2 separate regions of the Mus musculus genome follow, and region 2 is linked to region 1. A link is a loop called in an ENCODE intact Hi-C map of the cell type or tissue named here. Cell type or tissue: heart. All regions are shown on one strand. Each heading gives the region's core, and the rest is flanking DNA. Links, peaks and the distances in the headings are about the cores only.

What was found. A loop is a pair of places that touch in the nucleus more often than their neighbours do. Peaks named below come from ENCODE experiments on the same cell type or tissue, not always from the same donor. Only the 100,000 strongest peaks of a DNase experiment are listed, where the experiment ranks them.
Region 2: it touches region 1 in a loop (2.2-fold over the local background); 4 of 42 quality-filtered maps call a loop at or near these places.

What each region holds. Positions count from the first base shown.
Region 1 is chr15:93,454,156-93,459,155 of GRCm38, forward strand. It overlaps Pphln1 (periphilin 1), which reads left to right. Exons shown (of 9, transcript NM_175363.4): 6 at 1,296-1,375. Among named protein-coding and RNA genes, the nearest start is that of Pphln1, 58 kb to the left of the region's middle. In heart, for the core only: a CTCF peak has its summit at 1,985 (motif pointing right); no DNase peak of the experiment used is centred there.
Region 2 is chr15:93,510,140-93,515,573 of GRCm38, forward strand. It overlaps Prickle1 (prickle planar cell polarity protein 1), which reads right to left. Exons shown (of 8, transcript NM_001033217.5): 2 at 2,311-2,497; 3 at 532-645. The coding sequence starts at 2,442. Among named protein-coding and RNA genes, the nearest start is that of Prickle1, 83 kb to the right of the region's middle. In heart, for the core only: no CTCF peak of the experiment used is centred there; no DNase peak of the experiment used is centred there; H3K4me3 peaks cover 624 bases; H3K27ac peaks cover 819 bases.

The DNA of each region.
Region 1 (5,000 bases), core at 1-5,000:
ATCACTTCGGCCTGCAGTTGTTTTAAGTCAGCACTACTCTCTAACGGACACAATCAGAATATCTTTACACACTGCCCGGGGCCAGGCAGGGAAGAGCTGTGTCCTGTGGCTGAGAGCCACTGTGTGGAGTGGCTTTCTGTCTTTAGGACCTTGGGAAGAGCTGTTGTTTTAAAACCGCCCCAGGTCTCTAGAGCTTGCTTAGCTGTAGCCTGGAAGTTTAAAGAGGCGCCATTTGGAGCTGGCTTTGCTGTGCTCTGCAGGCGGCTTGGTTGTCTGCTTCGCCCTTGCCTGCTCTCCTGGCTCTCCTCCCCTTTTCCAGGCTTTAGCAGCATTTGTGTGGCCACTTTCTAAAACAACTTTGTGTTAATAATATTTTAGGTTTTCAGAATTTAAGATTATAGGGTTGAATGTAAGTTAAAAGTTAAACAAATTAGCTTAACTAAATTAGCTAACTAAAAACTAAATTAAATAAGTTTTTGGTTGTTGAGCCTACTACAGTAATTTTGTTAATATATTTTCTGGCTTACATTTCTATTAAAGATGGTTCCATGAGACGTCATGTGAGTATCTGAAATAACTAACAATGGTGACTTTATCTCATAAACAAAAACATTTGTTAACATCATTCATGCCAGGCTCTGGATCAGTGTTCGGAATTAATGGGTTTCTAAATTCTTTTAAATGGTGTGGATATTTTAGGAGTATCTGCTAAATGTCCTGTGTATAGCTCCTTAACTGAATGCCCTGTGATAGCTGCATACTAACTGTAATAACATTCCATATGTTTATACTATGATATGTTAAAGATTATCAGTAACAGGGAACCTCATGGTTTGCATACTGCCCAAGACTGAGGTGGTAAGAAGAGAATGGTCCCTGCTGAGAGCAGCTGGGGTAGAGGCTTCCTGTCCTCAGGACCTTGGGAAGAGGTGGTAATACTGCACCCCAGGTTGTTAGAAGCCCAAGTATGTAGAGATTGCTTAGCTGTGACAAGGAAGTGTGAGGAGACACACTAATGGAAATGTCTTCTGCCTTTCTCAGCCTTTCTGTGGTCATCAGCTGACAGTGCTGTGGCCTATGGTGTTATTTCATTCTACATGACTTTAATGTTTTGTGATGTTACTAAGAGAGGTAGAGTTTGATGTTAAACACAGTAATATGATAAGGAATTTCCATGATGAAGAACACATCTAGCTCTCCCCATTAATTCAGCTACAGAATTAGGAACACACGAAGCAGAAACCCCGTCTTACTTTGTTTCTTTCCTTATATTCTCTCTTGGCATTGTCACATAGGTAAAGAGAGATCCATCCAGTCAGTGAAAACCTCGAGAGATGCGTCACCCTCAAGTTCCTCAGCAGTTGCTTCATCCAAGGTTTGTGACTTCAGAAGTTAGCTAGACATAGCATGTGAAGATGAATTGCAGCTGTTACTGTGGATACCCGCGGTGCTAAATGGACCCATTTGAAACCTCGAGTTTTAAGTTATCCCAGCTGGAAAAATAAGTGATCTTTTTCTCATTGATCTTTTCCTGTAAGTTTCTATGTAGCCTTTGCTCCTCTCCAATAACCAAATGGGAATAGGTATTTAATGGCCTGTGTACTCACAGGGTTTACTTTGATTTGGGGAACTGAGAATGTAGGCAAGAAAGAAGTGCAACATGAATTTAAAACAGCTCAATTTTAATATTCAGCATTTCTTCTCTTATTAACTCATAGAAAAGTTCTATAATTAGTTTAAATTTCAGTTCTATTGGAAAGTCAAGATTCACAAGCCTGATAATTTCCTTAAAGTGCTAGCTGCTCCTTTTGTGCCTTATGTGTTGGGAAGGTGGAAGGCATGTTCTTTACCTAGTTACCTCTGTCAGCCCCATACCCTTCTCTTGCCCAGAACTTCTTTAGATACTCTCTACTTTTTGGTTTTTCTTTTAATGTTTTTGACCATTAGAAAAAATAGTTATCACCTGGCAATCTGGTGTTGGTCTACAGGGGGCAGCAGTTTCTCACCCTGAGAGGAAAAAATAACCTTTGGTGACAAAGCTTCACCAGGGTCCTCAGAAATCTCAGGCTTCTGGGATGTCACATTGTTTTCTGTTTTGCTTTGTGGCAGGAGGAGGGTTGTAAATCCTTGCCCTGGCCAATCTTTGACAGAGGACATCCTCAGGCTTACAAAGCCAGCTCTTTGAAAAATCTGTATTTATGTGTGTTTTTGAAATTGGAACTTACTAAGAGGTAGCTCAGGCTGGTCCTGATAACATCCCATCAGCCTCCTGAGCGCTTAGATTACCTTCTCAGCCAATGGCTTTTTGTTGCCAACACACTATGGCTTTCAGAGTATCTTTTCAGAGTGATAGCCTTTTAGGTACATCCAGTGACGGAGGAGCAGATAGAAAAGGTACTGTGGTAGATTTTGCTCTACCTTTTACAAGAACTTAGCAATCATTAGCTTGGTTTTTCTTTATAACTCTTTTGAAAACATAAACCTCTCTTTAAAATTAACGACATTGTTTTCTTGGATATGCCTTTGTTTTCTTTTAAAAAAATTAAAATATTTTTATTAATATATTTTCTTTTGATACTATTTTAACCTTCTGAGCTGGGTAGGTGCCTTATACCTATATTCTATGTGCCAGTAGTCCCAGTACTTGAAGGCTGAGACAGGAGGATGAGCAGACAGCAGAGATCTATGGAAGATAAATCTAACAGTGTGTATTGTGAGCATGGGAGCCATAACACCCAAGCATCACATACACAAGGCATCAGCCCCAGCTGACTCTGTATCTTGCAGGGCACAGGGGCCTAGATGCTTAGGACTGTCTCTGGTTGGTTGTCTTGTTTTGTTTTTGCTTTTTTTCTTTCTTTTCTTTTTGTTTTTTTTTTTTGTTTTTGTTTTTTTGAGACAGGGTTTCCCTGTGTAGTCCTGGCTGTCCTGGAACTCACTCTGTAGACCAGGCTGTAGACCAGGCTGACGTCGAACACAGAAATCCACCTGCCTCTGCCTCCCAAGTGCTGGGATCAAAGGTGTGCGCCACCATGCCAGGCATCTTGTTTTTGCTTTTTAAAAAATGATTATTACTTTAAAATTATGTATTTTTGCGCTAGTGCCAGATATCATCAGCTTCTGAGCCCCTGGAACTGCAGTTACAGATGGTTGTGAACCAACAATGTGGGTGCTAGGAACCAAATTATGCAGACCAATTTTCCTAAGTAGACTCTGAAGACCACTGTGGCAGCCTCTCCAGGCCAAGCATTTGCTCTGTAATACACTTTCGTAGACAGACACGGGTATCCTAGAATAAAAGGCCTCTTTTGGGTTTTCTTACTTCGCTTATGTAGATCTCTTGTTACAAAGTGACAGTTTTTTTTGGTGCCATTCCTAAGTTTTCAGAAACCTGCAGTTTTTTTGAGTCAAAATAGTCAAGTATGTTCTGTGTGTGTGTGTGTGTGTATACATACATACAAACACATACATCATGATCATGCTAAATATTTCCCATGGTCAGTCTGTAGTTTGCTGAGCTAAATCAGGTGTGGATGAAGCTTGTGTGTCCCCTTCTATCATCGTTACTATCAAACCCTTTTCTCTTTTCTAATGTGAAGTAATGAGGCCTGCCTAAGTCCCTTCCGTGAAGGAGTTGTATTTATCAGAGTGGGTTTTTGTATGTTTGTTTGTTTGTTTTGCTTTTTTTTTTTCAAGACATAGTTTCTCTGTATAGCCCTGGCTGTCCTGGAACTCACTCTATAGACCAGGCTGGCCTCGAACTCAGAAATCTGTCTGCCTCTGCCTCCCAAGTGCTGGGATTAAAGGTGTGCGGCACCACCGCTCGGATATCTTGGGAGGACGGCAGCCCTTTCTTTGGACCTTTTCACGTCTGGCTGCCTGTTGGCTGCCTGTTGGAAGGCCCCATGAGCACAAGCCTTCCCCCACTCAGTCAGTCCTTCTGGAAGCTGCCTAATAGACATTATTTCTTAGGTGATGTCGAATTCCTTCAAGCTGAAAATCAAGATTAATCATCTTGGGGGGAGGGTTGTATTTGTAGTCAGGGACACACTCTAAGAGAAGAGAGGCAGGATCAGATTAGAGGTGAAGGCTTGTAGTTGGTAAATAGGTAAATGGGTATATAGGAAATAGGATGAAGTCAGCAGCAGGCCATAAGGAACGGTACATAAAGAGCAGCTAGCAGTTTGAGGAAGTCATCCAGGTTGTGAATCTTGACTTTCCTAAGGTAAGGATTTCTTTCTAATCTGAGTTCTGCTGCTGCTCTTACTATCTACAGCGCAGGCCCCCACTGGCACTGAGTGGGCTGGAAAGGTGTTTTGATGTTTATATTTTCTCCATGAACTCACTCATCTTTTTTCAAAAGCGTCTTTAGTATAATAAATTTGTCAGTGAATATAGAAAGGAGAAAGTACCAAACATTAAATTTTTGTTTAAGTCCTTTATTGTTATTCTCACAACTGCTTTGTAAAGGAAATAAGTCCGCTCTAACAAGGGACTGAGCAACACTGCCTACTGTAATCTGCCAGTCCTTCCAAAGCCCACGCTCTGACTGCATGGTATTTGATACAGAAACAAGGACATTCAAGTCTTTAACCTCTTGTGCAAGAAGTATGCTTTACATAACTCATCACAAATTATAAATATAACATAGTTAGGCCTTTCTTATACATTAAATTTACCTTAGGGATGGAAAAACGCTCTTCCAGAGGCCCCGGGCATGACTCCTTGTTCCGGCCTGATTGTGTGCAGAGGGAGTGTGGGGTGGGAGGCAACAAGCTCACACGTGGAGCACAGATATACATGCAGATAAATAACACTGGTACATAATACAAAAAAATGCATATTTTAAAAAAGATTTACCTTAGTGAATGTCAAACAAAATTAAAGATAAAAAGTAATAATCAGTGTAATGTTTGCTGTATCCTAATACAGTTCTCATTGTATTATTTATTCCTATTTATCATGGTTTTTACACTGGCCCTTGTTGGGTTCTTGAAGTT
Region 2 (5,434 bases), core at 273-5,272, 56 kb after region 1:
GTAGGTAGAACGGACCTCGGTCTTTAGAAAAGAGGCGTGCTACCTGACAGAACAGGCGTGGCTTATTCTTTTCTGAATGTGAACTGACTGCAGGAAAGGATCCCACCTTTCTCCGAAGGCTGAAACTGGCTGTTTTCACTCCACATTCTACTGGCGCTCAGGTCAATCCTGAAACACCCTGAGGTGCCCACCCTGCACATGGAAGGAACCGCTCCTGATAGTTAATTGCTGGGTGGCTGAAAACACTATCAGAAACAACAAAACCCATGTGGGGCTTCCTGCTATGGTGGCGTTCTCTCTCTTCTCTAGGAAGGAAGGGAGGGAGGGAGGGAGGGAGAGAGAGAGAGAGAAAGAAAGAAAGAAACAGAGAGAGAGAGAGAGAGAGAGAAAGGGAGGGAGGGAGGGGAGAGAGAGAGAAGCTGTATTTTTAGGGTGCATTTTAAGAGAGGCCGAGCTGGGACTTCAGAAAGACCCCTCAATGCTTACTGTTTATTTTCTTTTTACTAATTAGCTTTCCTCCTGTTACTATACCTCGTTATCGTGTGGAGGCAACTGGTACAGGAGCTGTTTAATCCTGTGTTTCTCCCCAGGGCTGTTAACATAAGGAACCTTTTCCTCTGGCAAGCATGCGAAATAGAGCTGGATCTGTGGAGGCAGAAGCAGGGCATGGTGACATCAGTACACAGGAGGAAGGGCTGAGCCGCCTGCCTTTATCCTTCCCTCCTTTCCAGGGCTCGGCCTCCTGCAGCTAATGAGGGGACCAGCTGAGCCAACTCAGCAGAGGTGCAAACCTGCATCTGCTAGCATCCACTAGCATCCAGCTGCTAAATTGCTCCTCAGGAATGCAATTTGTAGTGACAATTAAGGGCACCATAAATTATGCGCGATCAAATGTGCACATTTATGGCGACTCTTCTTCCCTAGTCTTGCAAAGGTCAGCTGAGGGATCAAGGGGAGAGTGCTGGGTGACTTCTGTAAGTGACCACACAGGCTGTGTGACAAGATCCAACACCCAGCCTCTACACAAATAGACTCAGTTTTCTCTCGGAATTCTACGGTTCTCTCCAGCCTCGGCATGGCAGGCTGTCACCGGTGGGAGCTGCAGTATCCAGCTTCACTTTCCCCAAGGAAGCAGGAGAAGGGAGATGCTGAGCTAATCTGATTGTTGTCTTTTAGGAGCGTCCTAAAAGATGAACGCAGGATCCTGCATTGCTGAGATGGAACCAAAGGCATTCAAGTTAAAAAAAAAAAAAAAAAAAAAAGGAGTTTAGGGACCTGGGACTTGTCTGCTAGAAGCAGACCTACAAACACATGCCATCCAAAGACAGGAAGGATCTTCTCTACGAAACAGTTCGTCAAAACTCCACTTCCCTAACTGCTACACCAGCATAATTTTCCTTCCTGTATTGTTCTAGAAGCTTTTCCTTACGGTTACTATCATTGGATCCCATTATGGATGGTTGTGAGCCACCATGTGGTTGCTGGGATTTGAACTCAGGACCTCTGGAAGAGTGGTCAGTGATCTTAACCGCTGAGCCATCTCTCCAGGCCAAGATTCCCTATCTCAAAAGGGGTTCCCTTCCACCGCCCAAAGAACAGTAACTCATAATCAGGCACAGAACTGGTGGCATCTTCTATTCTGAAGGATACCTTTGCCTGTACAGGATCTACCAACCATTTTTAATAACCTCATCATAAGGATATTGGGAAATAAAAACAGGCAGGCAGATCGCTCCCATCTTTAAAACAGAGAAACAAAGGATGTGCCACAATGATGTGTCTCTGATCCCCACTGTAGTTGTCAAAGGCCATGTTTATCAGCAACACCACATTCCTCTTCCGTAGAGGGGCATTGTGGAGAACTGGCCTGGAGGTCGTCCTTCTATTTCCTTTTGTCCTTACTGAACCTTTGAGACATGTAATAGTGGCATACACCTTTAATTTCAGCACTTGGGAGGCATAGGAAGGCAGATCTCTGAGTTCTGTGAATTGGAGGCAAGCCAGGACTACACAGTGAGACCCCATTTCAAAAGACAAACACCCCTCCCCCACCCCACCTACCATTTAAAAACAAACAAAAAAAAAAAACAAAACTCCAAATGAGGAACGTTTCTCTTCCCTAAAAGGTGACTTGTGAAAGTCCTATCAGAAACGCCTGTGGTGCCCTGCATTTGCATTAATCACGATGGCAGAAGGAGGGCATTACTGAAACCAAACCAGACCTTAGACAGCAAAGCCAGCCAGGGAGATGAGAGGTTCCACACTTCCCTGGAAAGCACATCAAAGGGGACAGCGTTGCTTCCTACCTACCTGCTCGGGCCTGAGGCCCGGTGGGACCCATGCATACTCTTCAAGTGCACAGCCGGAATCATCATCTGATGTGGAGCTTCTCTGGCACCCGAAGACCAGTTTGCTCATTTTCGGTTCCATCTCCAAAGGCATAATAATGAAGTTTTAAAGCTGGCTGCTTAGTCACAGGACATCCAAGAGACAGCTGCTGTGGGTGACATAGAAGGCGCTGTGTTAAAAAGCAATGCTTCTCTACCAAGAGCTTCTAGTTTACATATGGATGGGCTCAGAGACAGTGAACCAAACGCCTGGGTTTGCTGACTTCAGGCCCCGTGCCACTCAGGCAATTAGGAAGTGACTCCCTTAACCAGCTCAGTACCAAAGAAAACGGGCCACCAGGCTAGTGCTCTCTGTTGCCTTTAAAGGATACTTCTTGCTCGAGTAAGGGGATGGCTCTGCTTGACTTGTTTACCTATGCGTGAGATCCTGCGAGGTGTAAGAGTTTAAACAGAAGTGGGGAACTGGGCTCTGCCTTGCCCAGAAAGCTGGCCGCAGAGACCCTGCTCAGTCCCCCAGATTTCCTAAGCAAGTTTTCCAGTGGAGGCAGCAGAGACAGCCGAGAGTGTTATCCCTGAAGTAAACCGTACAGTTTAAACTTCTAATCCCTGACATCAAACTTCTACACCCAGGACAGGCAGTCAGCGAATCCCCTCGGAATACTGGATACGGTGCCAGGTCACAGATGGGTCCAGCTTGGAGACTTGATTGTTTAATCTCATTATCAACCAACGTTTAGGAAGGCTTATTGAGTGTGAAATGGAACCAGCCCCACTATTGGTCAAAGTGAGGTGTTAAATTTCTGAATAAGAAAGCTGTCTCAGAAAAAGGGTACTGAAGGTGTCAAGGAGTGGTCCTGAGGCTGAGATGTTGGCTTTGGTAGCACGGTGTGTTATCCCTTTGTCTTATAGTTCTTAAAAATCATCGCTCACACACGAGGCACTAAGAAGGAAAACAAGAACCTTCACGATTCCAGTTTTCTTTAAACGTTTTGATCCTGACATATTTTAATATAAAGAAGTTTGTGTGTTAGGGGGCCGGAGAGATAGCTCGGTGGTTAAGGGCTATGGCTGCTCTTCTAGAAGACCTGAGTTCAATTCTCAGCACCCACATGGCAGCCCACAACTGGCTAGAGTTCCAATTCTAGAGACCTGGCACCTTCAAACATACATGCAGGCAAAACACCAACGCACATAAAATAAATATTAATATATTTTTTTAAATTATTAGTCTGATCCAGTCACTTTACAGAGAGGGTTCCAGGATGGCAAATGCCTCCTGTATAAGAAGAGTTAAAGCCTAATCCCTCTGTCTTTAAATCCTAACCAATCCCAGACCGAGGTAAAATGATGTTTCAGCAATTCTCTCAGTGCAACACTAAATTCTTAGTGTTGGTGGGGTCGGGGGAGTCACTTGTTAAAATACACCGCTAGCAAAATATCCAAGGACATTTTAAACTTCGAACTTGAGAACAGCTCACAAAGGGGCAGAGTTAAAAGAGCACCTGCCTCATGGCTGCAGTCATTCCTGCAGGAGAAATGGTGACTCAGCAAGATACCGCCCCAGCCAGTAAACGGGCTTTCAGGCACCCCAACAGAAGGGCAGGCAGCCTCATTTCCGACTCCACGGTGGCGGGGGTTCTCACCTCTGACCCAGCCGTGGCACACAGGTGCAGACAATTCACGTCTTAGCAAAGACTGGAAACAGAGGTGCATTCCTCCACCCCCTCAATAAAAGGGGACGTGTTAATGAAAGTCAGAAGACAGCTTGGGTCTTTCCCTTTTGCCCTGTAAGATCCGCCCCTGTGTGTCAAAGGAAGAGACTAGGGGTTAAGACTTTAATTAGTAACTCATGGGCTCTCACCAGGAGAACTGCTACTTTCGATGCAATTTAACCTGAATTTTGAAACGGGGAGCATTTGTCTGCTGCCAAACCTGGCTGGGGGGTGGGGTAGGAGGAAAACAACAGAATATAAATATTTTTAAAAAAAGAGCCTTTAAAAATTAAATGCTACTCTATTTTCAAAACTAGAAAAATAAAACAAAAGCTCTGCAAATGGTGAGAGACCATGTTTTCTGCCTCCTAAACCAAAGGTCTAAATCCCTTCTTAGAGCTGTTCTCTCTGAGAATGTGGGATGAGTCCCTATCCTGATGGGGGTAAATCGTGTGACATGTCACTTGGATGCAATGTCCCCATTTTAAACCACAAACTCACACAGGTTTTAGTCCAGCCTTTCAACAAACTTTCTCGACAACATAAAGGGTACCACAATTGTAGGAAAGCAGAGATCCACTTTCATCCCAGTGTTAGCTTCCAGTTTTACCGGGTGGTGTGACCACAGTACCTGCTACCATTAGCATTTAAATATTTAAATGCAGTATGAAGCCTTAGGGCCGGTTGTCCGGAGGCAAGGAGGCAAGGAGTTAAGGAGCCTTAGAACCAGAGCCATCAGAGGGAGAAGCAAGCTGGAGGTTGGCAGAGTTGGTGTACTTTTTCAGGGATTATCTTAGGAGTGATCCACGCATGCGGCCTCTAAGCCACAGGAAGTGTTAACACTTCCATGCCTCTCCTTTGTCTTTTCTCACCCCTCTCTTTTCTTGGAAACTAGCTAGCTCCTTTCACCATTTCATTCATTTAAAAAGAACCACACATCCCAGCCTGCAGCTGTATGGCTTCTCCATCATCGTATATGTGTCAAGAGAGCATCTGACCCAAGATGCTTTCTTCCGTCTTCCTTGGGAACCAGGCAGAGACACATAGTGTACAGACATACACACATGCAGGCAAAATACCCAATCACATAAAAATTTAAAAAAACAAAAATTAAGGAGACAAGTGACAATCCAGTAGGAGCCCGGATGTCAAGTAAAAGTAGCCAACGTAAGAGGAGTGGTTACAAATTCTATTGTGTATTTCCCTCGTTTCTTTCCTGGCAGCCTGTGTGTAATTCACGGGACTGAGCCTGTGGCTGCTAACTTGTTTTCATTTTGAGCACAGTGAAAAGTGCCCACGCTTCAGAATTCCAGAAACAGCAAACAGAATCCAGCCGGGTGACCTAGAAACCGCTGTTCACCTGGAATGAGGGAG